Linked DNA regions of Homo sapiens: region 1 is linked to region 2. The links are chromatin loops, found by intact Hi-C in ENCODE. Cell type or tissue: Calu3. All regions are shown on one strand.

Region 1 (2,500 bases), 65 kb after region 2:
CTAAAAATCCAAAAATCCAAAAATTAAAAATTAGCTGGTCATGGTAGCGTGTGCCTGTACTCCTAGCTACCCTGGGGGGCTAAGCAGGAGAATCGCTTGAACCCAGGAGGCAGAGGTTGCAATGAGCTGAGATAGCACCACTGTACTCCAGCCTGAGTGACAGAGCGAGATTTGAGACTCCATCAAAAAAAAAAAAAAAAAAAAAAGCAAATTGTGGCCCTACTGTTTCTAGTTTGTTACTTTAACCCTAAAACAACCTGTTGCTGCTTATAGTTCTGACTCAAATTCATACTAGGTCTTAGCGATACATCTTATCTCTCCTGAGACAGCACTAAAATAAGAACATAAATGCACAAAAATAGAATTAATACGTAACTAAGAAGAATGTAGGAAAGAAGTTTTCAAAAAATGAGGAATAATAACAGATTTCTAACAACTGGAAAATGCAGAACAAACTACTAAACGGAATTAACAGTAAAGATCTAGAAAATAAAATAGAGAACTCTGTTACAGTGTAAAGCAGAAATGCAGAGTCAGAAAGCATGAGGGAACAGATAAAAGACCTATAGAAGTGGTATGGACGCCCCATATCTGAGTAATAGAAACCCAAAAACAACGTGAATACAGAAAATGGAGTAGAAGAAATCAACAGAGAACTGATAGAATCAAATTCTTCCAAGTTGAAAGACATGAGAATTTAAAGTGAAAAATGCCAAGTGGAATGTAAAGACCCCTACCCAGAGATAATCATAAAAGCTTCCAATATTAAAAACAGGTTATCTAAAAATAAATGAGTTATCCAGGTGTGGCTTACACCTGTAGTTCCAGCTACTTGGGAGGCTGAGATGGGAGGATTGCTTGGGTCCAGGAGTTCAAGGCTGCAGTGGGCCATGATCACACCACTGCATTCCAGCCTAGGGGACAGAGTGAGACCCAGGTTCTATTAAAAAAAAGAGAGAGAGAGAAAGGATTAGTTTAAACTTATCACCAACACTGAATGCTAAGAAAATAGACCAAAACCTTACAGTTTTTGAGAAAATATTTTTGACTTAAAAATGATATACACAGTTCAATCACACGCATACAGATACACACACATACACACACACATACACACCAGAATAAAAGCATTTGGTAATATGGTATGTATTTACCACATACCTTTTAAAGAAAATAAATAAAGAAATTAAAGAAAATAAAGAAAAATAAGAAACGAAACAAGAAAAAAAAGAAGAAAATAAAGAGAAGAAAGAAGAGGAGAGACAGGAAAAAAGTGTGGGTCACACCCAGGAAAGCAATGCAGGATATTCCTGTATGGCAGGAAGGATTGATGGTGTCAGGAGGAAGGCATGTGAGAAAAGACCTCCCCATTTGAGAATCACTGGGAGAATGTGTGAAAAACGCAATAAAGACATGTTACCTCTTTAAAACAATAATGTGCTAATATAGTGAAGCCAAAAAAGACAGAGACAGAAAGAAAGAAAAGTTGATGGCTAACCTAAAGAAAATAAAGGAAGAAAGTTGTGTAAAAGGCTACGATACAAATGGAAAAAAATTAAATCTCTGGCATGGTTTTAAGCAATTGATAGTGAGAAAAGAGAATGTATTCTGTCATAGCACAATGCATGACTCAGCATAGTCATAAAAATGTAAATTTCCAGACTTAATTCATGGAGAAAGGGTGAGAGATTTGGTTGCTGTTTAATTTCAAAGTACAAATTATAATAGTCTTAATAAAATAAAACTAGGTTAGCTAATAAATGGTGGGAACTAAGGGAGGTAAAAGGTGGATGAAAGAGTGGGGATGATAATATCTCATAATGTGTTAGGGTATTACTATTATCACAAAAGTAACCTGTGGAAGTAATGAAATGATAAATAACTCTAAACCACCCATAATAAGTATAATATAATTAGTATCATGAAGGAATCACAAAAAGAAATGCAAACGAAGTATTTAAAACTCTAGCCTGGGCAACATGGCAAAACCCTATCTCAACAATTTTTTTTTAATCAGCCAGGTATGGTGGGCTGCACCTGTGGTGCCAGCTAATCAGGAGGCTGAGGTAGGAGGATCAGTTGAGCCATGAGGTCGAGGCTGCAGTGAGCTGTGATCGCACCACTGCACTCCAAGCTGGATGATAGAGTGAGACCCTGTCTCAAAAAAAAAAAAAAAAAAGAAAGAAAATTTTAAAAAGGTATTTAAAAGAGTTCACAGCCGGGAATCCAAACAGCTGTTGAAGAGAAACAGTTCTGTTATTTTTATCGTAAGCTCTTCTAAATTATTTATTATTATGTTTTCATGTACAATATCGATAAATTTTTAAGATAATTTTTGAAGACAGAGATTTAATGACATTTCTTCCATGAAACAATCTGAAGACTTAAGTGGCTTTCTTCTGTACTTCCATAGAACCCACCCAGTACATACCTCCAGTGTGGCACTGATTTTATGCTATACATATGACTGTGTGTTCATCTCCTCCACCAGACTGTGAGT
Region 2 (2,500 bases):
TGCATGTTTTTGAAATATATTTGAACTTTTTTGAAATATATTTGAAAATATATTATATTTTACCTGAATGCTTAGACTCTAATGTGAAATTATATGATGCAGGGATTTTCTTCAAAATGATCTGGGATAACATAACTCCAACAAGATTTGAAATAAGTTGATAATTATTAATGTGGTTTTGGGGTACTTGAGGTTTATTATATCATCGCTCTACTTGAGAATTTCAACTCCAACAAGATTTGAAATAAGTTGGTAATTATTAATGTGATTTATGGGTGCTTGAGGTTTATTATATCATTCCTCTACTTGAGAAATTTATGCTTGAACATTTTTATAAAAGGCTTTAAAAGTTGAAAGTGGGCTATGATTCCTGTTAGGTACTCTCTTGGTACTTTTGTACCTTCATTCTAAGAAATACCTTCACCATTTATTGCCAAGAATTTTCTTTTTCAGTTCTGATTTAACACTATAAGTTAAAAATATTTGATGAGCTGTTTATCTTGTTTATGAGATTTGGCTTTTTGTCCCATCACTCTGAGTCTCTCAATGCTGTTTACAAAAAAGTAATTTCCTGAACACTTCAGGAAAGAGTTTCGGACATTCCAATTTTGTTGTTACTATTTTAGAAAAAGGAAAGAGATTTAAAAACTTGCTCAAGGTCACAAAGCAATTTGATGTAAAAATCAGCCCAGGAAACCAAAACTTCATGGTCCTGGAAATGAGTTCTAATCATTGAAGGTTGCCTTGATTGAGACTAAATTTGAACTGTTACTTTGATTGAGACAGAATTAGATTGTAGACAGGCCCATGCTTTCCCATGCTAGTGCTCTCTTCTCTGAGATCTTTGGTATTTATGCAGTAATTCAAATGAATCACCTCCAAATTTAAATTGAAAACGTGTTTGGCAAGAACAACAGCTTTATGGATCCATGCAGAAACGTTCTGGGAGTGTTCTCTATCAGTCATAGTCCTATGACTCATATCAGTCATCGTGAGTAATGCCTGTCAAAGTCACCACCATAGACCCTGGCTGAAAAATCAGTGCTATGCACCCTAGTGTGGTAAGTTGCAGCGGTTAATGAGATTGATGTTGTCATATCCATGAGAACAGTTAAGCTCTTACAATTATTTTTAGACCTAATAGGAAGAGTATTTCCTATTCTGGTAGCCATAATTATTCTCTAATAAATAAATGACCAAACTCTGAGTCTATGTATTAAGCTTTGACTGAAATACATATTTTTCAGGGCTGATTTCAAGGTCATTTCATTAAATTAGATTTCCCAGGGGAACAGAATGTCAATGTACTGCCCTGAAAAAAAGGTTGAGATATTAAATGTGTTTACATTTCCCCTTTTGCCCTTGATTAACAAAATGTAGTACAGAACATTTTGATTTAAAGTTCATAGTTCATCCAAGGTTCATAATCATGAAATTATTTCATACCTCACTCTGAAAAAGTAAAATGAAATGGTAATTGTCATTCCTATTTAAACAATGTGTTAGATTTTGTGCTGTGTAACAAATTATCACAAACTTAAAGGCTTATAACAGCACCCATTTATTAGTTCACAGTTCTGTAAGTCAGAGGTCCCTCTCAGCATGGTCAGGTTCTCTGCTCAGAATGTCACAAGGCTGAAATCAAGGTATCAGCCAGACTGAGTACTTGTCTGAGGATCTGGGAAAAATCTCATTTCATGGTCATTCTTTGTGTAGACAAAATTCACCTCCTTGCTGTTGTAGGAGTCAGGACCCATTTTCTTGCTTGCTATCAGCTAGAGCCATTCTCAGCTCCCTGAACCTGCCAACATTCCTCGCCACATAACCTCTTTCACCTCCAAGTCAACAGCTATGGGTCAAATCCTTTCATGCTTTGTATCTCTAATTTCATCTTCTGTGACTAGCCAAAGAAAAGGCTCTGCTTTTAAAGAGCTCAATTGATTAAATCTGACCCACATGAGTAATCGCTCCATTTTAAGATCAACTGATTTGGGACTCAGTATGATTTCTTATGACAAATGGTACTGTATATAGATTTAGAACAGTACAAATCTAATTGATTACTGTAAATACAGCCTACAACTACTAAGTACTATCTGTAAATGAAGACTATGATAATGGTCCTCCAGATCTCTGTGATATTAATACTATATTTATTATAAGAATTTCTAATTTACTCCTGAAATGAAAATAAATCTGATTGTTTTATTACTATCATTCTCCTTTCTAATTATAGGAAGTTTTTTTTCTGAAAAAGTATTAGATAAACTCAAGGTCTATCATGACTCAAAGATCCTTTGACTTATCAAAGTGGCTCAAAAATAATCATATTTTAAAACTGTCATTTTTATTGTGTTTGTATTGATTAGTGGCAGACATAGTTACACATGTAATAATATCTCAGATGAAATGGCATATCATAAAAATTCTTGTCCTTAAGAAATAATGTATTTTCTAGAAAACAAGGTTTTTACCAGGTCCAAAGGAACTAAGTTTTGCA

Evidence for each region. Peaks named below come from ENCODE experiments on the same cell type or tissue, not always from the same donor. Only the 100,000 strongest peaks of a DNase experiment are listed, where the experiment ranks them.
Region 1: a loop joins it to region 2, with 2.8 times the contacts of the local background. A loop is called at or near these places in 4 of 110 quality-filtered maps.

The regions. Positions count from the first base shown.
Region 1 is chr14:28,741,020-28,743,519 of GRCh38, forward strand. FOXG1-AS1 (FOXG1 antisense RNA 1) reads right to left here. Exons shown (of 7, transcript NR_125758.1): 3 at 815-940. Among named protein-coding and RNA genes, the nearest start is that of FOXG1-AS1, 23 kb to the right of the region's middle. In Calu3, no CTCF peak of the experiment used is centred here; no DNase peak of the experiment used is centred here.
Region 2 is chr14:28,675,707-28,678,206 of GRCh38, forward strand. No RefSeq gene overlaps it. Among named protein-coding and RNA genes, the nearest start is that of LINC02300, 63 kb to the left of the region's middle. In Calu3, no CTCF peak of the experiment used is centred here; a DNase peak (open chromatin) is centred at 995.